2 separate regions of the Homo sapiens genome follow, and region 1 is linked to region 2. Evidence: read pairs that join two places in POLR2A ChIA-PET (ENCODE). Cell type or tissue: endothelial cell of umbilical vein. All regions are shown on one strand. Links, peaks and the distances in the headings refer to the core of each region. The heading gives the core; the rest is flanking DNA. Region 1 overlaps WDFY3 (WD repeat and FYVE domain containing 3). Region 2 overlaps WDFY3 (WD repeat and FYVE domain containing 3).

What was found. ChIA-PET counts read pairs that join two places held together with the same protein. Peaks named below come from ENCODE experiments on the same cell type or tissue, not always from the same donor. Only the 100,000 strongest peaks of a DNase experiment are listed, where the experiment ranks them.
Region 1: POLR2A ChIA-PET joins it to region 2 with 5 read pairs; 2 of 35 experiments call an interaction of 5 or more read pairs at or near these places.

The regions. Positions count from the first base shown.
Region 1 is chr4:84,710,798-84,726,605 of GRCh38, forward strand. WDFY3 (WD repeat and FYVE domain containing 3) reads right to left here. Exons shown (of 68, transcript NM_014991.6): 46 at 13,629-13,797; 47 at 10,612-10,775; 48 at 7,625-7,773; 49 at 6,099-6,219; 50 at 4,501-4,586; 51 at 2,362-2,442. Among named protein-coding and RNA genes, the nearest start is that of WDFY3-AS1, 78 kb to the right of the region's middle. In endothelial cell of umbilical vein, for the core only: no CTCF peak of the experiment used is centred there; no DNase peak of the experiment used is centred there.
Region 2 is chr4:84,929,863-84,945,670 of GRCh38, forward strand. WDFY3 (WD repeat and FYVE domain containing 3) reads right to left here. Exons shown (of 68, transcript NM_014991.6): 2 at 2,408-2,501. Among named protein-coding and RNA genes, the nearest start is that of WDFY3-AS2, 28 kb to the right of the region's middle. In endothelial cell of umbilical vein, for the core only: no CTCF peak of the experiment used is centred there; DNase peaks (open chromatin) are centred at 7,789 and 8,649; H3K27ac peaks cover 2,196 bases.

The DNA of each region.
Region 1 (15,808 bases), core at 3,629-11,628, 220 kb before region 2:
GAAGCAGTAGCAATTCGCTTACAAGTAGAAAAAAGGCTCATTATGTTTTTAAGGAAATCTTTCACTTCCTGTATTTATGTTAACAACAACACATATGATTAGGAGCAGAACATGTTTCTGGGGTTAAAAAAAGCATATATTTAGCATTGTATTTGTTAAGGCTTGGCTATAGAAAAATAAAAACAAAACTTAAAGAGAAATACACAAAGTATTTAGATGCACACAGACTGGAATCAAATTTATTTACAAATTACAGAATCTCTAGAACTTGTAAAAGTCATTTTCTTGCATGTTCTAATAATTAATTTACAGCCCCAAAGCACTGCTTCTTTCCAGTCGATTATAAAGGGCTACTAGTTACTGAGTGATATAAATGGAACTGGGTCTACAGATTCTTGAAATGGCTGTGTTACCTAGAAGGCCTCGCTAAGATGAAGCACAGCTATAAGGAGCATAAAGGAATCACTGATAGGTCAGAATACATAAAAACAGAAGTTTAAATGTAAATGTCAAAAAGCAAAATTTAGAGGAAAACTGGGAAATCTGCAACAAATATGACAAGCAAAGGAGTAATACCTTATGGTAGAAAAATCCTATACAAATTGATAAGATCTCAAAGGAAAAATAGGCAAAAGATACGGACAATTTACAAAAATGATTTTAAATGGTTAATAAACATATACAGAGCTCATGCTTACTAATAATCAAAGAAATATACATTAAAAATCAGAAAACATTTTATAAAATCAATAAAATAAAAAAATTAATATACAGGCCAGGCGCAGGGGCTCATGCCTGTAATTCCAGCACTTTGGGAGGCCGAGGAGGGCGGATCGCGAGGTCGGGAGTTTGAGAGCAGCCTGGCCAATATGGTGAAACCCCATCACTACTAAAAATACAAAAATTAGCCAGGTGTGGTGGCGCGCACCTGTAGTCCCAGCTACTCGGGAGGCTGAGGCAGAAGAATCGTTTGAACCTGGGACGCGGAGGCTGCAGTGAACTGAGATGGTGCCACTGCACTCCAGCCTGGGCAACAGAGCAAGACTCCGTCTCAAAAAAAAAAAATAATAATAATATACAAAGTTAGCAAGTATCTATTGAGACAAACTTATCCACTAATAGTACAATATAAACTTGTATAGTTTTTATGAATATCAAGCTGGTTTTGTGTATCAAGAGCCTTAAAATTCCTACTCTTTGTTTTATTAAGGGGACTCTACCACAATAAAATAATGAAGAATCATAGCCGGGCATGGTGACTCATGCCTGCAATCCCAGCGCTTTGAGGGGCCAAGATGGGTGGATCACTTGAGGCCAGGAGTTTGAGACCACCCACGCCAACATGGAGAAACCCCTTCTCTACTAAAAATACAACAATTAGACAGGCATGGTAGCACATGCTTGTAATCCCAGCTACTTGGGAGACTGAGGCTTGAATCAGCCTCAGGCTGGGAAGTGCTCAGCCTGATGCTGAGAATCGCTTGAGCCCAGGAGGCAGAGGTTGCAGTGAGCCAAGATCACACCATTGCACTCCAGCCTGGGTGACAGAAGGAAACTGTCTCAAAAGAAAAAAATTAAAAAAAAAAAAAAAAAAAAAAGAAGAATCACATTTCCAGTCTTATGATAAGAAAACCTGATAAATGCCAGGCACAGTGGCTCACGCCTGTAATCCCAGCACTTTGGGAGGCCGAGGTGGACAGATCACCTGAGATCAGTAGTTTGAGACCAGCCTGACCAACGTGGCAAAACCCTGTCTCTACTAAAAATACAAAAATTAGCCAGGTGTGGTGGCAGGCACCTATTATCCCAGCTACTCGGGAGGCTGAGGCAGGAGAATCGCCATGAACCCAGGAGGTTGCAGTGAGCCAAGACGTGCCATTACACTCCAGCCTGGGTGACAGAGCGAGACTCCATCTCTTAACAATAATTAAAAAAAAGCAAAAACCTGATAAAGATGAAATATCCAAAAATTACATGATGTTTTATATATGTGATGAATAGATAGCGAATAATAGTTATGTTTCTGAATAGTTTTTTAAAGATGAGAGGGAATATTTAAATATAACACTGAATAGAAGAAGCAGAATAAAAACTTGTATTTAGAGTATAAACTCAATCATGCACACAGCAATACTCATGCTTTAAAGAACAGAAGGTAATTGATCAAAATGTGAGCAGTGATTTGACACAGTGCTTATGCATACCTTTTTCTTTTCTTCCTTTAGTTTTCAGTATTTTTTTAAAAAAATTTGCAACCACCAGGGGAAAAACACTCATCTAAAATGTTAAATAATACTGTCCAGATATGAATCATCCCAACTTCACTATTAAACTGTAACATGCAAGGAACAAACCACCTACCCCTGCTCCACACTCGTGTTTGGTCGTTGCCCAGATACAGATTCTGAACTGTCCGTTAGAGATGGCACTACAGCCAAAAACCTGAAAAATTTAAAATAGCGTAAAATTACAAGTGAAGTCTCAGTCAGGATCTAATGGGAAGCCTAAGAAAGGACGATTCGTTTAGATTTTCATAGTTGCGTCTACCCTCCCATAACCCACTAAATGGCAGGCAAAAGGAATATATAAATTTTGGACTTCTCTAAAGAGGAAATAATTTCTTAGCACTGAAAACAATAGCACCTTTAGAAATTAAAAAAATCAGATAAGTAAAAGTGAATCTCAATCACTTTACTTAGCTCTTCCCATATGTGAAAGGAGTTTTGGGTTACCAATCAACATCCACAGGCCCTTTATTTGAAGAACCACCCTCATTTCCCAGGTGCTCACGGGTAATATTACTGTACTGCAATGAGAAGCAATGTTGGATGGTTTAGTTATTCCTCATGGAAATAATCTGAAATATAAAATTTTCTATAATGGAGGGATTGCCAGGATCTGTATCACCCTTCAAAGAACAAGAGAATGCCTCTCATCTACATGGTTAGTTCAGAATAGCCTTATTATTCACACATTCAAAAGAATTATCTTTTAAGTACCAGAGATGTGTGTTGTTTTTCCTTTTTTAAAAAATTTATAGGCTGTGTGTGGTGGCTCACGCCTGTAATCTCAACACTTTGGGAGGCCGAGGCGGGCAGATCATGAGGTCAGGAGATCGAGACCATCCTGGCCAACATGGTGAAACTCCATCTCTACTAAAAATACAAAAATTAGCTGGGTGTGGTGGTGCACCTTGATATCCCAGCTAATTGGGAGGCTGAGGCAGGAAAATTGCTTGAACCTGGGAGGTGGAAGTTGCAGTGAGCCGAGATTGCGCCACTGCACTCCAGCCTGGTGACAGAGCAAGACTTTGTCTAAAAAAAAAAAAAATCATTATTATTTTTTGAAACAGTGCCTTGCTCACTCAGGCTAGAGTGCAGTGGTGTGATCGTGGCTTACTACAACCTTGACCTCCTGGGCTTAAGCAATCCTCCCACCTCAACCTGCCATTACAGGCATGTGCCACCATGCCCGGCTAATTATTTTCTTTTTTATAGAGACAGGGTCTCACTATGTTCCCCAGGCTGGTCTTTAACTCCTAGACCAAAGTGATCCTCCCTCCTTGGCCTCACAAAGTGCTAAGAATATGAGCGTGAGCCATTGCACGGCTTGGCCTGTTTTTCACTTAAAAGGTAAATTTTAAATATAGTTTATTAAAGATAAAAATATGCTTAGATTAGATTAACTGCTTTATTTAGCTATACTACTTTTTCAAGGATGAAGGTATCCAACATCCCTTCCATGGCCAGAGAAAAGTCCCACATGAATTAAATTTACTCAGTCCTTGCATTCAATAGCAAGAAACTGCATTGGCTTCATTTTGGTAAATACAAAGAAAGCTTATTTTGAAACTAAAGTTTTATTTTTGGCCGGGCACGGTGGGTGGCTCACGCCTGTAATCCTAGCACTTTGGGAGGCCGAGGTGGGCAGATCACAAGGTCAAGAGATCGAGACCATCCTGGCTAACACGGTGAAACTCCATCTGTACTAAAAATACAAAAAATAAGCCGGGGATGGTGGCGGGTGCCTGCAGTTCCAGCTACTCGGGAGGCTGAGGCAGGAGAATGGCGTGAACCCGGGAGGCGGAGTTTGCAGTGAGCTGAGATCATGCCACTGTACTCTAGCCTGGGCGACAGAACGAGACTCCGTCTCAAAAAAAAAAAAAAAGAAGAAGAAAAAAAGAAACTAAAGTTTTATTTTTAAAGCTACAGTTTCATCATCCTTTGTATTTAGAGACACAGGACTTAGTGATAAAAGTAGTTTTTGATGATCTCTACTATAAGTTACCAGAAGGAAAAATGGTATGTCACAATAGAATTGCACCATTTTAAAAGTCAGAAGAATAATTGTTTCAAGAGGGTGGCAAAAATAATATAAATTATTTTCTTCAAAGATGTTGGCTCATTGATCTAGATTTTTAAAAACCAGCAAAACTGAGAAAAGATTCCCCCTCCCATATCTTCCCATAATAGTATACAAAGTGTTCCGAATAAACAAGACCTTTGATAGACTTTGTTTCTGATTCCTTTCTGAAAAGCAAGGAGGTAATTCCGTCCATCTCCAGAGAAAACTTCCACAGCAATAGGCTGAAATGATCAGAGAGAAAAACATTAAGAAAAAACAGAAGTTCACAAATAAAATTATATATTAACTTTTCCACTATAAATTTCTACAATGTTCAAGAAGTTAATCTGCGGCCGGGCGCGGTGGCTCATGCCTGTAATCCCAGCACTTTGGGAGGCCAAGGCGGGTGGATCACAAGGTCAGGAGATCGAGACCATCCTGGCTAACACAGTGAAACCCCGTCTCTACTAAAAAATACAAAAAATTAGCCGGCCTTGGTGGCGGGTACCTGTAGTCCCAGCTACTCGGGAGGCTGAGGCAGGAGAATGGCATGATCCCAGGAGGCAGGGCTTGCAGTGAGCCAAGATCGCGCCACTGCACTCCAGCCTGGGCAACAGAGCGAGACTCTGTCTCAGAAAAAAAAAAAAAAAAAAAAAAGAAGTTAATTTGCTAACACTTTTAGAGTCATGAATTCCCTGCAGATTAAGCTACACAATAAATAGATATTTCTTATTCTGCTCAATTTATTTCTAAAGTCTTTAGTAACAGAATAAAAAAAGTAATTATAATTTTATAATTATAATTTTATAAAATTATAGTAAGGATGTAATTTTTATATTAGAAGAAAACTAAAATGTTGATTTGGATAGCTACAGGGAAAGATGGATAACAAAGATAATTACCCAAATTTTAGGCTGTGTTTAAACAAGAGAAATGCATTATACAAAATTATGCATCCACATGACCTGAGTCTGTCTATAACCATATCTAAGGATTATTCTAAATGCAGATCCTGGCCAGCCACGGTGGCTCACGCCTGTAATCCCAGCACTTTGGGAGGCCGAGGCAGGCGGATCACGAGGTCAGGAGATCAAGACCATCCTGGCTAACATGGTGAAACCCCGTCTCTACTAAAAAACAGAAAAAAATTAGCTGGGCGTGGTGGCAGGCGCCTCTAGTCCCAGCTATGCAGGAGGCTGAGGCAGGAGAATGGTGTGAACCAGGGAGGTGGAGCATGCAGTGAGCCTAGATCGTGCCACTGCACTCTAGCCTGGGTGACAGAGCAAGACTCCATCTCAAAAAAAAAAAAAAAAAAATGCAGATCCTATTGAGGGTTTCCATGGCATGTATCAATTTTAAAATAATACATTTTCGGCCGGGCGCGGTGGCTCACGCCTGTAATCCCAGCACTTTGGGAGGCCAAGGCGGGCGGATCATGAGGTCAGGAGATCGAGACCATCCTGGCTGACACAAGGAAACCCCGTCTCTACTAAAAAAATACAAAAAAATTAGCCTGGCGTGGTGGCGGGCGCCTATAGTCCCAGCTACTTGGGAGGCTAAGGCAGGAGAATGGTGTGAACCCGGGAGGCGGAGGTTGCAGTGAGCTGAGATCATGCCACTGCACTCCAGCCTGGGCGACAGAGTGAGACTCTGTCTCAAAAAATAAAAATAAAAAATAAAAAATAAAATAAAATAAAACAATACATTTTCAGAATAAAGAAACATGATAAAACAGTACTACTAAATTGACTCACCTGCAGGAGATATCTCCTTTTATGAACTTCCTTGATATCTTCATATGCAAAAATGCTGCATGTTCTCTTGAGTTGACTAGGGCCTTGCCTGGCTCCTCTAGGAATAATAGGCTCATGCATACTACAGGCAGCCAAGAGAAAAAGCAAATAAAAACACAGCAAGGGATAAATTCACTGTTCCATAAAGGGCGTGCTAATTTTAAACACATGAACAGGATGGAGGAGTAATATATATCAGAATTTTCAGTTAAAAAATATATTTACAAGAAGAATTTGTTAGCTACCTGAGATACAAGGAACCCCCTTTGATGAATATAATTTTAAAAATCCCCTTATTACTGTCAGGACCAAGTTATCTACCAGACATGGTTAGCACAGTGCCTCAGCTCACATATTTTGGGGCCCAAGAAAATGTCTTAATTTCTTTTAAAAATCAGAAAAAAAATCAACTTTTAGGTAGAAAAACACATTTTAATATAAGATTATATTTATACCATTAGCCACAACATACAATTTTAAATATTTTTGTATGGAAAAAGGACCCACGAAAGACTTCATGTGACCCTGATTGTTGTTGACAGTAATTATTTGAAATATCTCCTAGGAATGAACTACAGAAACAATGTCTGTGTTCAAGGGTGCTAGGAAAATGTTAAAGGAAGAGAAGCAGCCTGTTGATCTTCTAAGCCCTAAGCTTCTTAACTTTCTTCTAGGTTGGTCTGTCTCCTGAGTTTTCCACTACTCACTACCACTTTCATCACAGGACTGGTAGAAGAAAAGGAAGATGCCTACAACTCAGTCAGTAAATCTCTGCTAATGCTTTAGTCATGCTGTTTCTAGGGTGCTCCGAGTACCTGATGATGCTCTTTCATTTTTAAGAGTATTCTTCACGCCTGTAATCCCAACACTTTGGGAGGCCGAGGCGGGCGGATCACAAGGTCAGGAGATTGAGACCATCCTGGCTAACATGGTGAAACTCTGTCTCTACTAAAAATACAAAAAATTAGCCTGGCGTGGTGGCGGGCGCCTGTAGTCCCAGCTACTCGGGAGGCTGAGGCAGGAGAATGGCATGAACCCGGGAGGCGGAGCTTGCAGTGAGCCGAGATTGCGCCACTGCCACTCACTGCACTCCAGCCGGGGTGACAGAGTGAGACACTGTCTCAAAAAAAAAAAAAAAAAAAAAAAAAAGAGTATTTTCTCTACAATTGTATATCTGCTATATTTTTTAAAAGGACCATTTATAAATTCAGAATAAATTTGTAAATATATACATTATAATATAAATAACTCAGAATGCACAGAAATAAATGTTATTTAGCTTTCATCTTGATAAATAAGCCAAACATTTTCATTATTACCTTAAAATAACTGAATATCATCTTTGTGAATATGTAATGATGAATGCACACAAACCGAGAGATAACATTACCTAGAACACAATTTTTTGATTAAAAAAGAAAACTGCAAATACATTTTCTGTCTTCTAAAGATAGCCATACATTATGTCTCTTCATTCATTTACTTACTTTGGAGGTAAGGTTTCAATATCTCTTATTTCCCTGGTTGCTGTCATGGTAAATCCATCAATCACATAAAAATGCTCTTTACCAAAAAGAAGGAGCCCCTCACTGGTATCTAGGCCCTGGACTCGAGCACAGCGGTACATGTGTTGGATCTATAAAGAAGCCCACAAACATTCATTAATATAGGCTTTTTGTAAAGATCAATTTTTGTTAGACTACTACGGCATCCCTAGAGCTAAGCATATTAAATCAGAGTTTAAGCATATTGAGAAGATTAAGCTTAGATTACAGTCTGATTTACATCTGACTAGAGTAAAACTAAACAATTCACTCATACCCATCCACTCATCTGCCAATCCCATCTCTCTCAATATTCCGGGTGTACTTTATGTAGGCCAGGCAAACATGCGCTAGCTTCTAAAAGTCAAGAACATTAGATAAGGCTCCTGCTCTCATGAAGGGAGACAGACACAGCAAACTTGGCAGGAAAGGGAATTGAGGCATACATGTAAGGAGATTAGAATAGGATTGTGTTCTATGTGAGGCAAGATGATACAGAGTGAAAATTGCAGGGCCTGCTAACTCAGGGTAAATTTCCAGTTCTGCCACTTTGTAGACTGGGTCAAGTTTCTTAATTTCTCTGAGCCTCCATGTCTTTTTTTGTAAGTTTCTAATTGGCTTGTTGTGAAAAATAAGTGAGATAATGTACATAATCAGGTTAGGAATTATTGGTTGCTTTCTGTTCCACACAGTTTACCTTCTTTTTCCATCATACCCCCTGGAAATGGAACTGTAGAATTTGTTTCTATTCATTCCCCACCTGGATTCTGCTCCCTGGAGACTACTGTACTATTGCAAAAAGCCAAGCTTGGCAGAAGTTGTATTTTCCTCATAGGAAGGAGCATTGCTAAATCTCTCAAAGTAAGTATTGTTTTCTCCCAAAGGGCAGTATCTAATTCTTTCTAAAAACTCTTTCTTGCTTAAACTTAGTTCAACATGAGTCAAGACAAAAATCAGCAATTAAATCAGAGTCAAACACATGTCAGTTTGAATACACTTCCTGCACTATTAAAGCAACCAGAGCAAAAACTGTACTCATGAGATTAAAAGTTTTAAAAATGAAAGCATTGTAATAGGTTTTCTAAAATATCTAAATATAAGTCAATTTTCATTGCTACATTTGATCAATCCTGATGTACTTTAAAAGTTTCTCTATTGCAGTATATTTTATGCATATACATACATACATACATATATTATATATAAACACATACATATACACACACACACAAAATGTTTATTTCCTAAGTGTATGGCTGGATGAATTTTCAAATGCTAAAAATTTTGTGTGACCAGCATCCAGACCAAGAAACAGAATGCTCCCCAGTTCCTAGAAGCCTCTCTTGTGCTTCCTTCATACCTGGTGTACTTTTATAGTTACATGATCTTTTCTAATGTATTGTCATTCAATATTAATTAGGGCATACATTTGAACGGAACTGTTTTGATTATACTCAAATTTCTAGTGACTACTTCTTAGAGGGTAAGAACTCAAAGGTTATACCAAGATCTAATATAATAGGCAAAAGAACATCCTTTAAAAAGGTGATATTCATGACACATTCAAGTCATTCATTCCCTTGTTTATTAAACCAATCATTCCTTCATTCAAAGGTTTACTGGTTGTCTATTATGCAACTGGACCTGTGTAAGGCAATGAGATAGAGATAAGACACAGTTTGCCTATAAGGAGCTCGACATCTAGGACGAGAAAGAAAGATACTGGAACAAGTAATTATGACATGATAATACAGAGTGATATATATAAGGCATCATGAAAGTATAGAGGAAGGGTATGCAACCAAGCCTGAGTAGCAAAAGAGTCAAAAAAAGCTTCCTATGTTTGAATATTACAAACATCCAGATAAATGGGATTATAACACACAGGATTTATTAGGATAAAGGTTATGCAAGTAAAAGGAAGGGGGCATTTTGGCAGAAAAAAACAATATGAGTGACACGGTTTGCATATGTGTCCCCTCCACATCTCATGTTGAAATGTGATCCCCATTGTTGGAGGTGCGGCCTTATGGGAGGTGTCTGGGTCATGGGGGTGGGCCCTTCATGAATGGCTTGGTGTTGTCCTGGCGGTAATGAGTCCTTACTCTATCAGTTCACACAAGAGCTCCTTTTCTCACTATGTGACAAGCCTATTCCCCCTTCATCTTTTGCCATGAGTTAAAGCTTTCTAAGGCCTCATCAGAAGCCGAGCAGATGCTGGTGCCATGCTTGTACAGCTTGTAGAAGCGTTGAGCCAAACAAACCTGTTTCTTTATAAATTATCCAGCCTCAAGTATTCCTTTATAGCAATGCAACATGGACAACCACAATGAGTAAAGTGCAGAGTGGAAAAAAAAACACAACATGGTGGGTGTAATGAACTCCAAGGTGTACCAGGCTGCAGGGGCTCAGGCTACAAGACAGAGTCAGTGGAATGAGACCAGAGAGGTCAGCAGGGTATTGGAGGTTGAGCAAGAAATAGGAAGGTGATGTCTTCTGTGAGTGAAGGAGAGCAGGGGCTAAATAATCCAAGGCTGGAGGTGACAGTCCAGATTGGCTGAAGCCGCTTGTAGGTTATTACTGGAATTATGGAGATGTAGAAAAAAATACAAGGCCAGATTACTGAATAGGCTGTCTACATGGATTTGAAATAGAGAATTATGGCAAGATCTGTGGTATAGAGGAAGAAAGAATTAGATGCCAGTTGTTAACACTGTATCTGATAAAATCTTATGCTGTTTAATGTTTCAGGGTATGAGAAAACCCTTACAGATGAGAAAAGTAGAGTACTGAACCCAAAAGGCTGCTTAAGCTGTATTTTATTACCGAGGCTAATGCATTTACTTTCCACAGCTACCCTATCAACTCATCTTGTCTTAATAATATGTTACTGAAGTATTTACAATCCTTACTTTTCAGAAGCACAATACCTTTTCTCCTTCCTCTAACAGGCGCAGTAAGGTAGCATTATCTGTTTTCTCCTCCTCTTCTATGGAGCTGCCCTCAGCAATCTGGTCTTGTAGCTGCTCCTGGTTCTCCTCATCTCCTCCATCAGGTGCAGATCGGGAGCGTTTTAGAGGAGGCTTGACCAAACCTACAGTATAATAACCAAGAGGGCCATGTGGCATTGTAAGGACCTTGTGGGGAAGCAGTTTAGTCTCATGTAGTTCCTTCTATAGATTTCCAATTTGAGACAATTTTGGAAGGTATAGGGAGGTAGCACATTCAGTGGTTAAGAACATAGTCCTCTGGAGTTAATGACCTTGGAAAATTATTCAACTTTCTGAACCTTAGTTTCTTATCTATAAAACTGGGACAAGAGCCAGGTGTGGGCAACACAGCAAGATTCTGTCTTAAAACAACAACAACAACAACAACAACAAAAAACATGGTACAAGTACACTATCTTAGAGGATTGTTGGAGGACTAAATTAGGTAACTCATGTAAAGTGCTTAGCATTATGCTTAATGCATAATAAATTCTCAATAGTGTCAGGTAATGATGATAACAGAAAGCTATAATAGTAAGAATGGTATAGCTTAGGTAGGTGTCATTAAGGGGACACCATGAATAAATAATCAATGATTGTCACAAAAATAAAGACAGCAAATTATAAACATGATTACGACTGGGTGCAGTAGCTCACACCTATAATCCCAGCACTTTGGGAGGCCAAGGGGAGCAGATCACCTGAGGTCAGGAGTTTGAGACTAGCCTGGGCAACATGGCAAAACCCCGTCTCTACTAAAAATACAAAAATTAGCTGGGTGTGGTGGTGCATGCCTGTAGTCCCAGCTACTCAGGAGGCTGAGGTGGAGAATCGCTTGAACCTGGGAGGCACAGGTTGCAGTGAGCTGAGATCACGCCACTGCACTCCAGCCTGGGTGACACAGCAAGACTCTGTCTCAAAAAAAGTAAAAAATAAACATGATTACAAGATATCCCACCTACTTGGAGGGCTCTTGAAGACTATTTCATGCCTCATTTCACAAGTGGCAGTATGGCTTTTCATACATGAATTAATTTGATCAAAATACCAGGTCAGAAAGAACAGAATTCTTTATAATACAAGGACATATAATGTAATTTGCAGATTAAGGAAACATTTTACTACCTACATTTTGACAACTTTTTAATAATCACAGTACGATAATTTAAAATCAGTTGACAGTAACCAGTGAGGACCCAAAGTATGAGAAGTCCTTAAAATGCATGCCAAATCACACATTTTGATTAAATTAATATTCTTTGTGCCATCCAAAGTAACACTATACCTGCCTGTTACAGTTGCTCTAAGCACTTTGGAAAAGCACAAGTCAGCCTGAGTCTTATCCTTTGAATATTACTTATCAGAGGTTCTGCTTTGCCTTGAGAAGAGCCTTGTTTTCATATTTGAACAAGTGTAATAAGTAAGCAAGAGAGATCAAATCCTGCAGAGAACATCCACAAGGGGTGGAAAGCTTACAGCTGCTTTATTTTTAGCTTAATGAATCAAAACCTCCATTTCTATGTCTAGCATAATACCCTGTATATTTGCGCTTTTAGCTCAATTAGAGATTAGGAAAATCAGGCCAGAGAAGTTAAAAGCCAATGACCTAAACACAAATAATCTATCAAACTCTGTGAATTATACCTTGGCTTGTATCCAGCAACAGCTTTGGACCCAATTCAATAACTATGCTGGTGCAATGTCAACAAAATTAGAAGGCTTTAATCTCTGTTCAACTACGAACAGTTTCAGTGATTTCATGAAAATGTTGGATCAATTATAAAATGTTTAGTAAGTCATAGTCATCACATGAGAGAACAGGTATGTCATAACAACAGGAGAAACTGATCACAATCTCAATAGTGTTTTTTGTTGACACAGTCATATACTATCAGTTTTTAAAACAATCTGAAACTCATTTTTAATTTATTAACTCATTAAAACTTATTTTTAATTTATTAGTTTTTAATTTTAAAACTAACTTTTACTTAAAATCTTAATTTACACTTTAGGGCTTTATAGACTATGCAAAGACTTTTGAATTTGTGGTGAATCAGAGGCTTACAAAGATTAAAACAATGGATTGATTTACTTACTCAGTTGAACTGATTGAATCCTCATTCTGTGCTAGTCATGTGTCAAAATTTATAAAGTGAGAAAAAAAATCTGTCTTTGAGAAAAACTCATAAATTAGAAAGTGGAAACATACAGCAGTGAAAAAATCACTGAAACTGCTATAACAGACATGAGCGAAGTATTATCAGTGAACAGAGGAGTTGGAGAAGACTTTAGAGAAGGATGATTTTATATATGACCAGTGAGTTTAAGACTGAGTAGGATGTGTTAAGGTAGGGATAATGGAGAAGCTGTAGAAAAGAAGAAACCATTTCAGGCTCAAGGCACCACATGTAAAAGTACAGAATCCGAAAGTCTATGGACATTGTAGTCCAATTCATCATCTACTCAGCTCCTAAAGTTTAGATCTGGGATAATCTCTCTCAACTCATAGGAAGAAAGACCATTATTCCTTACTATTGGCTAATATGCACTAATGACAGGTTTAGTTTTAATTTCATAAATATTTATTTAGTTATTAAGCCCTTAAAATATCAAGTGCCAAGGCACATGTTCTCAATACCTCCTGATGCTGTGTCATGAAAAAATACATATGTGTATTAAAAAAACTAAATATCAAGTGCCACTGAGAATTCTGAGAAATACAATTAAAAAACCATTAAGCCAATGGGCACGTGATATTCATTTGTAGGCAATAAACAAGAGCAAGTCTTTTTAGTTCTGACAAAGAAATCAATCTTTAAGAAGGGTGAGATGGTAAAATGTGTATGGATATTTTTAAAGTTGGCCCTACTATTTATAGTTGCTCAAATTTTTGTATGAATTCAAATACAAGAATGTTCCAAAATCACTTTTAATCAAAATCAAAAAGGCAGGCTGACCTTTGACTTTAGCAATAGTGTCTTCCCCATGCTCTGGTTCTTGCTGAGCAGCTTCACCTTCTGAACTCTCCACAATGGCGTCTTGGACAATGGCGGGATTGCCAGAGGCCAGTCGCATGTAGTACTCTTTACTGTCATAACTTACGGCTCTTCTATATCGAGCAGGTTTCTAAGAAATGACAAAAGAAAATGACTCCGATAACTATCACCAAGAATTAAAACGTAATATTCTTGAGGGAAGGTATGGTGTCAAGGTGTGTTACCTTTTTAAAGGGGCTTTTCATAGACTGTATGTATATACAGTAAATCCACACTTTTGGGTTAAGTTTCTCTATTTTAAAATTCTATTGATTTTTTAAAAGACATACATAAAACAACAATATTAGCAGCTTTGTTCTTCCTGAAATAATCTCTAGCCAAAAAATGTTTCTGTGTTAGTGCAGTGTGTCTTCTTTGGTGTATGAGAAAACCTCCCCATCCGGTAAAGAGAATGATCACTGTTGAAGAGCATCAAGCTGCAAACAGCCTGTCTAGTCTGTGAGGAGCCTGGAACTTCACTTCCACCCCAAGTGAAGTAATTAGGTCAGGCCTAAAGGTCCACACACTCAGAATAATCGGTGTGAGTGTGTAGTTCAAATACTTGGAGGTAGAGACTCAACTGGCCTATTCTTTCCTATATTCCCAGGTTTCACTGAGAATGGCCAAAATCTTCTTCAGATCCTTCTGAGAGTCCTGACCCAAAAAGGAATCAAGAAGTTTTATGCCAGGTGACACTCTGGTTAGCTTGCCACTGCAAGCTGCTATCTCCAATTTGCTCATTCTCATTGTCTGTTGTGTAAAGGAATATGATCCATAACTAACTCAACTAAATGAGTATTTGATATACTCATTCTTAATGAACATACAGCAGTCCATTCTGAAGAAGAAATTAATTACCTAGAAACATAAGGATTTGATGTTTTAGAACATGATACATGAACATTTCTTTTCCTGATTAGCCTTTATTCTCAAAACAGGTTCTCCAACTGACTTAAATTGTTTTCCCCTTAAAATCACGGAAGATGAGAAACTAAGATCTAAAATATCCTATAAAATATCAGACAGAGGGAAAAGTTTGTATGTATATAGGTTCCTCGGATCGGAATTAGACCCAGACTATGGATTAATAATTTTAAAAAGATGAAATCTGAAACATGCTTTAAAACCTTCCCCTTCTAAATATGACTTTACTTTCCTATAAACAAGAATATATAATTTTAAAAATTTTACTACCCGTCTACTCTTCAAACTCAAATAATCAATATGCATCATTTACAACAATGCCCTTTTCAAGCAACATTTTTTTTAAGTGATTTCCAACTAAAGTGGAAAACAAGTGTCCTTTGGGTGAGACATGTAGAATGAGATACTGAACCAAATTTTAGATAAAAAGATAACTAAGTCAAGCCACATTAACCTTCTTTAACTTCAGGTACAGAGCAAGGAAATAAAGAGAGTTGCCAGTGAACTGAGGAATGATATACAGCAAATGGAGACTGAAAATATTACTTGACATAGCAAAGTATTAAAATGATGTACAATATTACAATTTGGAGGAACTGATGGGTAAACAAACAAGAACACTGCACTATTTTTGAAACTGAAAGGAAGGTCGTAGATTTTGTACCATAAAAATTCTTTTATGTGAGGTATTTTCAACTCAAAATTGCTAATATTTAAAAAGATAAAAGCATAGTTAGTGATGGGCAAGACAATGAATTAATAGATGAGGGACAGCATCTACTTGATTACTGACTTCATGTACAGATTTAAAATTGACCTAAAAGAATTTTTTTCTAAATATTTTGATGTACATTTCTGTGTTCTAAAAAACTACATTTTTTATTAAATTATGTACTTTCATCTTTCTGGAATACAAAAACGATAATTAACTTTTCTACTAATTAAAATAAATTTGTATTTTAAAAAGTGATCACACACTCTTTGTTTCCATTCGTTCTGATTGAAAAAAATAATTTTAAAAGAGGAGACACTGTTGCATTCTCAAAATATACACTTTAGTATTTAGAAGAATTAAATGAGTCACTGAAAAGTTGAAGATGCCAGGCTGCCCATTACTAACATGCCTCATAATTTGTTAGTTTATGTGTGAAGCAAAAGATGTTTTTATAGTGAGAGCA
Region 2 (15,808 bases), core at 5,253-13,252:
GTCGCACCACTGCACTCCAGCCTGGGCAACAAGAGAGAAACTTCGCTTAAAAAAAAAAAAAATCTAGACACAAGAGACATGCATAGAAGGAAGACCGTGCAAAGAGACACAGGGAAAAGATGGCCACCTAAAAGCCAAGAAAACAGGACTGGAACAAATCCTTCCCTCACAGGCCTCAGGAGCCAACCCTGCAACACTGGCGTCAGACTTCCAGCATACAGACTGTGAGACCATAAATTCCTGTCATTTAAGCCACCCACTTCTTAGTACTTTGTTACAGCAGCCCTCACAAACTAATATATGTGGCAATAGATAACACACATATACTTAATTCAAAATAACTTCTATCAACAATACCAAAATTAGCCTCCATTTAGGACTCAAGTAGATGCCCAAAGGTCTTTATTAAGAAAAAAGATATTAGTCCATACCGGAAAATCTTAGGACCACAGATATTTTAGTGAGCTGGGACCTCTGCAGTCATATAATCTAATCTACTCATTTCAGAAATTGATGATGATAATAATAATGATGTGCCAGGAACACATACATTAATTCTTTATAATAATACCATGAGCTACCACTATCATCCACTCCTTTTTTAAGATGTAGAAATTGATGTCCAGAAGTAAAGGTCACAAAGCTAGTACGTGGCGATGCCGGATCTGAATAAATTGAGGTGCACAGAGAAAAAGTAATTTACCCAAAATCACAGTTGGCAGCTCAGCTGGGTACCTAATAGTATGTCTCCTATATTCAAATCTTTTTTCTCAAAAAGTCAAATGAAAAAAGTTTCCTTTCTCAAAATATCTTATTGCACTGTACCATTTTATTCATGATAGTCAAATAAATGTCCATCAACTGATGAAAGGATATACAAACTGTGGACTATCCAAACAATGAAATACTACCCAGCATTAAAAGGATCAGAAGTTTTATCCTTTTTAATTCTGGGTAACACAGATGAATGCAATAACATGGATATAACTTTAAAGTATTACAATATTCCCCCTTTATCCATGATTTCACCCTCCACGGTTCATTACCCACAATCCAAAAATATTATATACAGTAAGATATTTTGATAGAAACCACATTCACATAACTTTCACTGCAATATTTGTTATTATAATTGTTATATTTTATTAGTAGTTATTATTGTTAATCTCTTACTGTGTCTAATGTATAAATTATACTTTGTTACAGGCAAGTATGTATAGAAAAAACATAGTATACATAGGGTTCCCTAGTATCTGTGGTTTCAGTCTTCCACTGGGGGTCTTGGAACATATCCCTCTCTGATAAGGGGAGACTATCGCACATGTGGAAGAAGTACTACTATATCTTATTATTAGTTATCCACATTTCAGTAGGAATAAGTGAGACCTTTTTCAGAGAACAGTCTTTAAAACAAAGAAAGCCAATGCAAAGCTTTTAAATTACCATGCCCTAAGCCACAATTTGTCTAAAGGTATCTGATTGAGGAATCAGAGTCTGTTCCGGCAAATCAGTATTGAGTGCTTAGTTAGCCTTTCTTTGGGATCTGGATTATAAGGTATTATGCTTGGGAGGCAGTGGCAAGCAGGCTTCACCTCACAAAGAACAGCAATGTGATGATAGCTAGTTCCCAAAGAGAGAAAGAAGAATGAGATGAACATGCAGAGAAGAGACACTCTGCTGAGAGCCTGCGGGAAATCTGATTGTCTTTAGTCCTGGGTTCTTATTTGCAGTCCAGCTGCATTTCTGTTCTTGGATCCTGTGGCATCTCCTGGGACACTCCAAAAGTTTTCCCATTTTTGGTTAAAATAATTTGATTACTTGCAATCAACAGAGAAACAACATGATCAAAAAGGTACCCTCTCTAAAGCTGAAGAACATTATTGAAAAACTAATAACCTCATGTAAAAAATAAACTTTTTAATAACAACAAAGTAAAGTAAAGCATTAAAACTAAGGGTAGCCACAGTACTCTCAAGGGCCTCACAAGACAGTTTAATCCTTAAACTAGTCACTCAAAGAAACTACAATACAATGGATTAAAGAGTTTCAAAGCATGTGCTTTAAAAACAACTACATTTTTCCAGGAAAAAACAAGAGGAAATTATGCTTTAAAAATATGACTTTCATCATCTGTAGGTACCTACAAGAAAAGTAATATTGATTTAAAGCCAAAATTGAAACTGAAGATAACTTATTCTAATGTAGCCCTGTTTTGGTGCAGAAAACTAAGAGCCAACAAGCAAAGAAGGCTTGCCCAAGCTTACCAGTCATCAGTGGTAAAGGACGGTTGAAACCCAACTCCTGAATCACAAGTCACTGGTCTTGCTGCTGCACAATAACGCAGCAAAGACAATCACAATTCTGTTCCTGGCTCCTTTTTCAACAAAAAAAAAATCCTAAAACTGACCTGATTCTCTGTTCTGGGCTGGCATGAACCTGCTTAGAAATGATAAGAATGGCAGGCACTTTCTTCCTGAAGCAGACGTGGAGAAGTATTATACCTGATGAAGGAAAGGAAAAGAAAACTCAGTTTATGTTCAGAATATACATCATGAGTCATTCATTTTCTACTGATTCTCTTTACCTCCTTACTTGTTGTCTTGCTTGTTTAATAATGGAACATATAGCACTTTATTTAAAATAGATTAAATTTGCTATTAAAGATCCATGAAAAATATAAAGTTATTTAAAGCTGGTCTCTACAGACCATCTGATTTCACTTCTTCATTTTACTGATAAGGAAACTTTGACCTGGAGAAATTATGCAAAGAATCAATGACAACACAGCTACTTAGTGTTAGAGCCAGATTCAGAACTCAACCCTTACCACTTCCAGTCCAGTACTCATTTGTATATCACAGACCACACAGCCTCTTTTCTTGGAGAAAAAATTCATGCTATTTCTCTAGGTGTATTTTTCATGCATCTCAAGATAAATGCGGTATAGAGCTGAATTGATTTGTTCTAAATTAAAATTTTAAAAATTGCTGCCTCATTCAAAGGTCATACTCTAGTCTCAAGTTATTTGGGTTGCCTTATACAGGATATATAAATGTTTCCTTTCATTTACCAGTCAATATTTCAATATGAAAACATTAGCATATGAATCATGAGATCTAGTTTCTTAGGCCTCTAGTAACTCTGCTCTCAACAAGTTCTATAGTGTAGTCAAACACATTTTGGTCCTAAAGTTCTTTAATTCAAAAAGGAGGAGCCTGGACTAATTCCTAGGGGCCTTCTAACTCTAAAATGTTATACCAAAGAATAGCATCATCTTTAATGACATTCGCCTTTTCAGATGAGCTATGTGTTTTTGTTATGTAACTTTATTTGTTAAACTCTTTAATCGTATTATTATAGTTCAAACAAAATCATTCAAAATCATTGAAGGCAATATTGCCTTCAATAGACAGGTAATTATTCAAAAACCTAACCAATAATAACCTAGTTTTGCTGGTTTATCTCATTACCTGGCTGGTTCTATTACAGAAACCCAGCTAGAAGTAGGAGAAAAATCCCTCTTTTTAATTTTTATTTTTAATTTTTACCTGTACATAGTAAATATACAGATTTATAGGGTACATGAGATGTTTTAATACAGGCATACAATGTGTAATAATCACATCAGGGTAAATGGGGTGTCCATCATCTCAAGCATTTATTATTTTTTTGTGTTATGAACATTCCAATTATACTTATTTTTTAATGTACAAATTATTAACTGTCACCCTATTGTGCTACCAAATACTAGATCTTATACATTCTTTCTAACTATGCTTTTGAACCCATTAACTATCCCCGCTCTTGCCCCACCCACTACCCTGCCCAGCTTCTGGTAACCATCACTCTATTCTCTATTTATGAGTTCAATTGTTTTAATTTTTAGCTCCCAGAAATGAGTGAAGACATGCAAAGTTTGTCTTTCTGCACCTGGCTTATTCTGCTTAACATAATGTCCTCCAGTTTCATCTATGTTGTTGCAAATGACAGGATCTCATTCTTTTTTATGGCTGAATAGTATTCCAATGTGTATATACCACAATTTCTTTATCCATTTGTCTGCTGATAGACACTTAGTTTGCATCCGAATCTTGGTTATTGGTAACAGTGCTCATAAATATGGGAGTGTAGATATCTCTTTGATACACTGATTTCCTTTCTTTTGGGTATAAACCTGGTAGTGGGGCTGCTGGATCACATGGCAGTTCTATTTTCAGGTTTTTAGGAACCTCCATACTGTTCTCTATAATGTCTGTACTGATTTGCATTCCTATCAACAGTGTACGAGGGTTCCCTTTTCTCCACATCCTTGTCAGCATTTGTTATTGCCTGTCTTTTGCATAAAAGCCATTTTAATGGGACGAGTTGATACCTCATTGCGGTTTTGATTTGAATTTCTTTGATGATCAATGACACTGAGCACCTTTTAATGCATGTTTGTTTGCCATATGTATGTCTTCTTTTGAGAAATGTCTATTCTGATCTTTTGCTCATTTTTTAAATCAGATTAAGGAAAAGTACTCTTTAAAAGTCTACCTCTTGGGTAGTTTCTAAGAAATATCCTGAATTATTTCCTCAAATCATTGATCTAGTTATTCATCCAATAAGTTTTTACTGAGTCACTTGCCAGATGGCAGATACATACAAGCTTAATGAGACAGAAAGCTTTAAAACAAGATAATTCTAGTGAAATACTGAGTGCTGTTAGGAATTCAGGTGGCAGTAGAGAGTAGGCAGAATTAATGACATGTCTCCTAAATTATGACTTCAGATTATAGCTTATCTTTTAATATATTAATTATTACATACAACAATTATTTGGAACATTTTAAATTCAAAGCAAAATAATAGAATGAACATCCAGATACCTGTCACCCAACTCAAGAACCTAAGGGTAAGTTATTGGTATTGTTCTACTAATTTGTTCCTCCTCCATTCCATGCTCCACCTCTCTTATCCCCACCACCCCCTGTAACCGCAATCCTGTATTTTGTATTTATCATTACTTTGCTTTTTAAACAGTATATCACATAGGTACATCTTCCTGAACAATATAGTGTTCCATTTTGCTTGGTTCTGAAATCTATCAAAACGGTATCAAAATCTATCCTCCTGTCTTGTAGGATTTGGTTTTTTAATTCAATATTACGTTTCTAAAACTCACCCAACGTTGTTGCATATAGTTGTAGTTCATTCATTTTCACTGCAGAATAATACTGCATTGTACAAATATATCACAATTTAATTATCCGTTCTCTTGTCAATAGCTTATTTTCCCCTCCAAGTTTTGTTTTGCTATTATGAACATTTATGTTATGAAAGTTCTGACATGTGTCATGTTCCACATGTGTCCGAGTTTCTCTTAAGTACATGCCTAAGAGTTAGGGAGTAATCTTAAATTTAACTTTTCATGATGATGCCAATTTTTACTTTCCCTAAAGTGTGTTTGGCAATTTATAACTTCACTACCAAAAGGTAGTAGCAGAACTACCACATCTACAGCCTCTCCAACGTGTAGTAATGCCAACTTTTTAATGCTGGGTATAGAATGGCATCTAATTGTGGTCTTAGTTCGCACTTCCTTGTCAATTAATGATGCTGAGTATTTCTTCATGTTTCTTGGCTATCTCATATTTTCTCTCGTATGAAATGCCTATTCATATATTTTACCCATTTTCCTCCTGACTTATTTGCCATTTTCATATTGTTTCATGTGTATTTTATATGTATTTGGATGCCCATTACTTGGTTTTACCAGTCTTGACCAAAAACAGGCAATTGTTGAGATAAGGGAGCAGAAGCAAAAATAGCAGGCGGCCAGAAAACTGGCAACAGCAAGTTAGAGTACCAATGATTTCCTCAACCCATTTTTTAATATAAATGTAATCTACAGACATCTTAAAGTATCAGAAATCTAAAATATTATAAAATCAATCTAGATTTACAATCTTTCATTTTAATATAAACTCAGCCAAGAACAAATGCTACAAAATGATTTCAGTACATTCTAACTACAATATGTAATATAGTATAATTCTCAGGAATCAAGTTTTACACAGGTCACAATTAAGACCACAATTTAAAGTTCCCATTTTGACCCTGACATTTTACATATTTTTACTTCATGCTTTCCTTGCCTCCAATTTAGAGTAAGTCAGTTACATTGTCAGAGGATTAAGTTTAAATGTATATGCACATATGTATAAAAACTAAATTTTGAAATTAAACTGTGTACATTGAAATGCCACAGAAACCTGAATTCCAGACTTAGCTAGATGATTAGCTATATCTCCCTGGCCTATCTATGTCTTCTGAGTTGGTTTTCTTATATTAATACTTAAAATGGAAATTGTGCTGGGTCTTATCATACTCTTTGGGTGGGGAGTGGTGGCTCACGCCTGTAATCTCAGCTCTTTGTGAGGCTGAGGCAGGACTATCACTTGAGAACAGCAGTTTGATACCACACTGGGCAACATAGTGAGACCCCATCTCTACAAAAAATTTAAAAATTAGCTGGGCATGGTGGCAAACACCTGTAGTCCTAGGTACTTAGGAGTCTGAGGCAGGAGGATCACTTAAGTCCAGGAGATTGAGGCCACAGTGAGCTATGAACGTGCCACTGCCCTTCAGCCTGGGTGACATAGCAAGACCCTGTCTCTTTTAAAAAAAATTATTTGGCTTGAAGATCAATGAGAAAATTTTTTTCCAAATAGCCCAGAAAGATTTTGTGGAGTCTCTTTCCAAACTTTATACAAAGTAGCCAGTTAAACTAAATAATAACAAAAAATAAATTTTCAAAATTTTTAACAAGCAGTTTTAGAGTCCTCCTAAGGCCTCCCAGGACTCCTGCCAGGTAATCTGATGAAATGCATCATACAAGAAAAAAAAAATTCAAAAGCCACAGGCAATCAGAAGAGAACTTCCAGAATCTCTCATGACATTTACCTCCCCACCTGAATCTGTACCCTTTCACTGAATTTCAGGATTCACATCAAAATCTAACCCCTCTACTTTGCTACTAGATGTTACATGCCTAGAACACCAATGTCATTGCTCTAGGAAATCCCACTTCTCTCTCCTACGTCATCAATTTCCTCCTTCCAATAAAGCAAAATCACTGGCAAATACATTTCCAATCATTAGAAAACAAACAACAAAACCTCTCGACTCCTTATATGCCTCTAGATGATGGCCAATATCTTTGATTCCTTTTTTAGCAAAACATCACAAGCTTGTACTCCTTGTCTACAATTATACTTCCATTCAAATTTAACACACTCCAATTAGACTTTTACTACACAACATCACTGAAATTCAAGGTCATCAATTACCTGAATATTGTTAAATCCAAAGGCCTATTAGTTCTCATCTTTCTTGACTTATCTGCAGCATTTGGCATGACATATCACATGCTGATACACTTTCTTTTATTGGCTTCCAGAACCAACTCTATTGGTTTCATCCTATCTCATCGACCTCTCCTTGTCAGCGTTCTTTCCTAGTTCCTCCTCTTCTCCCTGACCTTTAAAGTTTAGGTTGTTAGCCTTCTTCTCTAACCCACTGGCAAGTACTATTGACTTTATCTACAAAAATACTGAGAATCTGACCACTTCTCGCCACTTGCATAGTTACTATTTTGGTCAAAGTCTGTATTGTCCCTCACTTGGATTTTTGCCATAGGTTAGTAACTGGTCTCCCAACTTCTACCCTTGTCCTATTTTCAAGTCCTTTCTCATCGAAGTAGCCAGAGTGATCCAGACAACCTAACATAAATCATAAATCGTATAACATCTGCTCCCAAAATCTCCCAGTGGCTTCCCATCTCACTCAGAGTAGGCCATTTTTTTAAAAAATGACATAAAAGAACCTATAAAATTTGGCCCCTATTACCCCTGACTTCATTTCCTACCAACTTCCTTGCCATTCTTTTTACAGGCCAGGCACATCCTTGCCTTGGGGCCTTTATACTTGCTATTCTCTCCCTATATGCTTTTCCAAGAGATGATTACAGTAGACCCTTCCTTATCTGTGTGGGTTGGGGGTTGGATATGTTCCAAGACCCCCAGTACATTTTTCCCCATGCATATATACCTGTGATAAAATTTAATTTATAAATTAGGCATAGTACTCTTATGCTTTGGGGCCATTATTAAGTAAAATAAGGGTTATTTGGATATAAGCACTGCGATACTCTGACAGGTGTATTTCCCTTCTATTCCTATTTGTCTATGTCCTTCCATGAAAATGTAAAATCTATGAGGGCAATGGTTTTGTTTAGTTTAATGCTACAGCTCCAATGCCTAAAAAAGAATCTGGCACATAGCAGGCATCCAATTAACATTTTTTAAAATAAATAAACAGTTACTCTCTTAAGGCTAAAAATGGGAATCTTTCCTAGTTTATAAAACAAGATAATCTAAATAATTGGGGGACAACAACTAGATTTTTGATGTAAAAGAATCATTCTAAAATTTCTTCAAAAGATAATTGATAATGATGATAACCTCAAAATATTTTATTAGACATTGTAACTGATACTTCCATAAATTTGATAAATTAACAAATAGTTCCCCTTATTATTAGGTTTTAGACTCTGGCCGTCCACAGAATGACTCATTTCTTTCCCACTAACTGCTGTCATATTTAACAATGGTTGGCATGCAGGGCCGTAACACCAGCACACAGGAAAATATTACAAAAATGTTCATTCCAAACTGGTTCCAGAGAAAGAACCAAGCTCTTTATAAATGAGGAAAGTCTAAAAATAAAGGGCAGATATTTTTAAATGTTTTCAATATTTTGTTTGAAAATAATTCCAAACTTACAGAAAAGTTAGTAAAAATACAAAAATCACTCATACTCAGATTCAGCCATTACTAATGTCACCTCTTTACTTTTACATTTGTGCTCCTGAGCTTTTACACTTTCTTGCATTCATACACACACATGCACACATACACTTTTTTTCCTGGAGCAAATGAGAATAAACTATATACATCAAGCCCTTTCCTCCTCTTCTTCCAATGTGTGTTTCTTTAGCAATACTTTCTCTTATAAGGAAAGCACAGTGATCAACTTCAGTAATTATAACATTGTTACAATATTTTTATCTATTCTATGGTCTATATTCCAATATTCTAATTTTTCAATTGATCCAATAACATCCTGCATGGTATATTTTCCCCCATTCAGTATAAGATCCAGTCTAGGGTCAGGTACTGTTAGTGGTTCTCTCTTCTATGCCTCCTTTAATTTGGAACACTTCCATAGCCTTTCTTTCTCTTTTATGACACTGACTTTTTTAAGGACCACAGTTCCCTCCCCGCTTTTTAAAGTAGAACATTCCTTATTTTGCACTTGTCGAATGTTTCCTCGTGATTAAATTCAGGTTATGCAGTCTTGGCCAGAATACTACAGAGGAGATGATGTGTCCCCTCAGGGTGTCCTATCTGGAGTCACATGGTGACCATCTGCCCCATATTGTTGTTGGATCGCACCAATGCATAATCACTATATTATCCCTTGCAATTAGTACACAGTCTGTGGGGTGATGCTTTAAGACATCGAAAATATCCTGCTTCTCATCAAAATTTCTCCCTCATTTAGTTATGACTCTTGCCCTACCTAATATCTACTACGCTAGCTACAAAATAATGATTTTTCCAACTCTAAAGCTCAGAGTCCTACTGGAAGAAAGAGCCTTCCTTTCTCCTCTATTCATTCACTTATTTTTATTATCATTATGGATTTATTCCTATTTCTAATGGTTCATAATTTATTATTATACTTACTTGATTATTAAATTATCTCAAATTTGGCTAGCAGGAATGCCAATAGGCTTCTTGTGACATGTTCTTATTTAAAAAAAAAAAGTTTCTATTTTCTCGCATTGAAAAATAATCCAGGCTCACATGGTATGTGCCCTACCCTATCCTAGAATCATCTATTTCTGTGAGGAGCTCTGGTTCCTTTGACTTGAGAATGGTATTACAGAATTCTAATTCCAAGAATTTGGAGTTAGGTATGCTCTTTGCCTCTTAGCCCTTTTACTGGACAGAGCTAGGAAATGTATGAATGCAAATACACATACAAATTTATGTACATATGTCTGTACATGCAATTACATGTACATATATATTGGCTTAAAACATCATGAACTCACTGATACCTTCAATTCCAATCCACCTGCACAGAATTTATTATGCCTTCTCCCACCCCATATTTGTGTGTCTCTCCTTCTTCAGGGAGAACCCTCACTCCAACAACCTCAAAACATTTACTCAATCCCCAATACACCTAAAAAGTCCCAGAAGTGCTATGTCCATATCACTATGAAAAGTAAACCTAATAGAATGAGTTCAAGAGTTGCCTGCAACCCGTCTCTTTCAACTCTACCCAAGCTGACGGTATATGGTTATAGTTATAGCACCATGTTATTAGTAATAAATTACTTAGATTTACTCTTTGTTCCCTCAATGGGGGTACAATACTAATTTAAAATACATTCAGGTTCATTTGTTTCAGTGGATTAGGATTCTCCCCATTTCCGTCCTTATTTTGAATACTGAAAAAAACACACTATGAAAAGCCAAAACTATATTTTTTAAAAAAAGGTTTACTTTGAAGTGTCATTGCCTCCCATAAACCTCTGGCCCCATTACCTCTCACTACCCCTTCTTTTTGTAAAGTCAAGCATATATATGTATGTGTTATTTTCCCTTTTTTCTTACATAAAAGATAGCACACTATATATTCTTGTTTATACTAACCAGCACAATCCAGATTGAAGAAAGCTCTTCCCAAAGCCTTTTATAAGATACAATATCCTGATATCAAAACCAGACAAAGAGATTAAGAGAAAAAAAGACTAGAAATTTCATATTTTTTGTGAACATAAATGCAAAAACTTTTAACAAAATATAAGGAAACCAAATCTGGCAACATATAAAAGGGGTATTACATCATGATGAAGTGCATTTATCCTGGAAATGCCAGGCTAATTCAATATTCAAAAAATTAACATAATTTACCATTATCAATAAAATAAAGATTAAAAACCATATAATCTCAATAGATATTTTAAAAATCACTTGCAAAATTCAACATCTATTAATGATAAAAGCTCTACTAAACCAGGAATAGAATGAAACTTACTCAACCTGATAAACAGCCTCTTTAAAACAGATATAGCTAACATCATGTTTAATGAAGAAAGACTGAATGCTTTCTCTTTTTAACATATACTAGAAATCCTAGCCAGTGCAATAAGGCATGAAAAATAAATAAAAGGCAAAAATGGAATGGAAGAAGTAAAACTGTCTTTATTCCAGGCAGCATGATTATATATATAGATAGAAAACCCCAAAGAGTCTACCAAAGAAACCTCCCTAAGTTAATAAGGGAACTTGGCAAGACTGCAGTATACAAAGTTCAATATACAAAAATCAATTGTGTTTCTACATATTAACAATGAAACAACTAAAAGTTATAGATAAAGAGATAGATAGATAGATAGATAGTACCATTTATAATAGCACCCAAAACACATGAAATGCTGAGGAGTAATTCTAACAAACTGTGCAAAATCTGTCTACTGAAAACTATAAAACAATGATGAAATAATCACTAATGAGATAATCATTGATAACAATGATGAAATAAACCAAAGATGACTTAAGTAAATAGAGAGATACTCTATGTTCATGGATTTGGAGGCAATATATTCAAGGAATCAGTTCTTCCCATATTTACCTATAGATTCAATGCAATCCCAATCAAAATTAGAGTAGACTTTCGTTTTTGGAAATCAACAAGATGACTCTAAAATTTACACAAAAAAGAAATCAAGAATAGTCAAAACGATTTGGAAACAAAACAAAATTGGAGGACTCATATTACCTGATTTCAAGACTTACTAAAAAGCTACAGTAATCAAGATAGTGTGGCAGTGGTAAAAGCACCTAGATCAATGGAAAAGGACAGAAATTCCAGAAACAGATACACACAAACATGGTCAATTGATTTTTGACAAAGATGTCAAGCAATTTAATAGGGAAGGAAAAATTTTTCACTAGCCAGTGCTACAGTAATCAGATATCCACAACCCAAAAATAAATAAATAAATAAATAAAACTCACAAAAACTTCAGTCAACCCACACATCACACACTATATACAAAATTTAACTCAAACCAAATCACAGACATAAATGTACAATCTAAAACTATAAAACTTCCAGAGGAAAACTTCGGGGAAAATCATTGTTACTTTGAGTTAGGCAAAAAATTCTCTAACAGGATATAAAAAGTAAAAACTATAAAAGAAAAAAATGGGCAAAGTGGACATCACCAAAATTAATTTCTGCTCTTCAAAACACAGTGTTATAAAAATGAAATTAAGCCAAAAACTGGGAGAAAGTATTTGTAAAACACATACCAGACTGGAACCCAAAATATATAATGAATTCTTTAAACAATAAAAAAAAAGCAAACTGATTTTAAAAAGAATAAAAGATGTCGACACTTACTTTTAAAAAAAGGATACATACAGCAAACAAGCAATGAAAGCTCACTACCATTATTTATGAAAAGCAAATTAAAACATTTTGAATGCTGCTATGAACATTAGCCTTTTTGTGGACATGTGCTTTCATTTCTTTTATAGATATACTTAGGAATGGAATTTATAGATCCTAATGAATATGTTTGAATTTATGAGACACTAGTTGACTGTTTGCTAAAATGGCTATACCATTTCACCAGGAATGAATGAGAAGAAACTTCTAGTTGCTGCATATCCTTACCAAACTTAACATCATCAGATTTTACATGCATTTGTCATTCACATATCCTCGGTAAAATATCTGTTCAAATTATTTGTTCATTTTTCGACAGGGTTCTTTGTCTTCTTATTATTGAATTGTGAGAGTTCTTTATATATTCTGGTTCATATCCTTTGCCAAGTATGTATATGTTTTGCAAGTATATTTACCAGTCTGTGGCTAACCTTTTTATTTTTTTTTAAATGGTGAAGCATGTTCATTTTGAGAAATTTCATTAAGCTTCAACTTACAATTTGTTTACTTTTACTTACGTATATACAGTAAACTTGAACAACATGGGTTTGAACTGTGTTGTCCAATTATATGTGGATTTTCTTCTGCCTCTGCCACATCAGACAAGATCAACTACTCCTCTCTTCCTCCTCCTCTTCGGCCAACTCAGTGTGAAGACAATGAGGATGAACACCTTTATGATGACCCACTTCCACTTAATGAACAGTAAATATATTTTCTCTTCCTTATGATTTTCTTAATGTCATTTTCTTTTAACTAACTTTCCTGTAAGAATACAGTATATGGCTGGGTGTGGTGGCTCACACCTGTAATCCAAGCACTTTGGGAGGCCGAGGCGGGCGGATCACAAGGTCAGGAGATCGAGACCATCCTGGCTAACACCCAGTGAAACCCCATCTCTACTAAGAATACAAAAAAACTAGCTGGGCGTGGTGGTGGGCACCTGTAGTCCCAGCTACTCAGGAGGCTGAGGCAGGAGAATGGCGTGAACCAGGGAGGCGGAGCTTGCAGTGAGCCGAGATCACACCACTGCACTCCAGCCTGGGCGACAGAGCAAGACTCCGTCTCAGAAAAAAAAAAGAATACAGTATATAATACATATAACCCACAAGATGTGTATAAATCGACGGTTTATGTTATCAGTAACACTATCAGTAATTAAGTTTTGGGGAAACCAAAAAAGTTATATGCAGATCAACTACACAGGAGGTCACTTCCCCTAGCCCCAACATGGTTCAAAGATCAACTGTACTTGAATAAATTTATTGAAAAACAAAACAAAACAAAAAAAACTGCTCTTTAAAGGTGACAAAATCATCATCAACTAGTAAATAGCCTAAGGGTGATACAATTTGGCCTACACATACTAAAAACTGGAAAATAAGTCTTTACACTACCAGTCATGAGCCATTCATTGTGTTGGGTCCCTACCAGAGGCACAGACATAAAGTCTAAAATTAGCAAGGAAGAGTAACTGTTGAAGGCCTCCCTCTTCCAATTTGACCTCTGAATTATAAACATTCCAGATTAGGATATATGGCACTTTTGTTAATTATAGAGCAAATTTTAAATGGAAACTTTAGGTTGATGGGGAAAGCAAAGAAATTCAACTTAAGTATAATTACATGAAAAACTAACTCGTGTAATGATTTTCAATAAGCACCTGATTGTCAAATACATATGCTAAAACAAACAATAAGACTCTAAATATCTTTTCGCTGACTGAATAAATAGCTTTATATAAGTATTATTTATTAGTCTTTAATTATTCCAAAATTATCACTCCTAACTTTAAGAAGCAAAAATCAGCCAGGCATGGTGGCTCATGCCTGTAATCCCAGAACTCTGGGAGGCTGAGGGGGATGGATCACTTGAGCTCAGGAGTTCAAGACCAGCCTCTACAAACCCATTCTCTACGAAAAAAATTAAAATAAAAAATACAAAAAATTAGCTGGGCATGGTGGCGCACACCTGTAGTACCAGTTACTTGGAAGGTTGAGGTGGGAGAATCACTTGAACCTTGAGGGAGGAGACTGCAGTGAGCCAAGATCTTGCCACTGTACTCCAGCCTGGGCGAGAGTCAGACCGTGTATCAAAAAATAAACAGGCTGGGTGCAGTGGCTCATGCCTGTAATCCCAGCACTTTGTGGGGCTGTGGCGGATGGATCATCTGAGGTCAAGAGTTCAAGGCCAGCCTGGTCAACATGGTGAAACAACGTCTCTACTAAAAATACAAAAAATTAGCCAGGCATGGTGGCTAAGACAGGAGAATTGCTTGAACCTGGGAGGCAGGTTGCAGTGAGCCGAGATCACGCCACTGCACTCCAGCCTGGGCAACAGAGTGAGACTTCCTCTCAAAAAAATAAATAAAAATAAATAAATAAATAATACATATAGTCACTGGATGTGGCTGAAAGTCTTAAGTTTTGGGAACTTATAGAATATATTATTACTTCTGTAGTAGACACTTCCTGGAGTAGCTGGAAAGCTTATAATCCTTCCCTTTTCTGTGTCATGATCAATGGCCTTGAAAAGATCAAAAGATAAAAAAGAGGGAGATTCTCAGAATAGCTACTTGAATGAACCTCTCACAACAGGGTCACAGCCTAAAAAAATTCCTGTCCCATGTGTATGTTCACCAGAATTCTGCTAACAAATCAAAATACAAAGCCTCTTAGTAATTGAGTGGATAAGATGACCCACATCACAGACCAACTCATACTCCTCCAGCCAGCCTGGTCCTTGCTCAATAGGTTCATGAAAACCACCAGGTGGAAGGAGAAGCAGTTATGCAAGGGCAAATCTGCACGAACTCATTAAGACTGATGTCACTGTCACTACTGTTGAGAACACATTTGCCTGAGTCCCCCAAAGAGAGACTACTTCTTAGCAGGTAAATTATAACAAACCCTTTGCATTACAGAAATGGTGATGGCTGCTTTTCACTATAAGAAACACCAATTCTGAATTTGTCTCTGCCAGCACCACCATTCAAGATTAAGTGAATGCTTCATATAAATCACACTCACAGGGCCTCTGATCCAGGAACTCACTTCAAATGGTGATGGGCAGATGCCCAGGGACCTCACTAGTCTTATCAAATAGACTCTTATTCAGACACAGCTGTCCTCACAGAGGAGTAATGGCATTTTGAAGCTTGACATGCAAGTTGTTGCGCCACCTGAAACCTTCTGATATTGGGGTGCTGTCCTATAGTACATAAAATAAGCTCTGA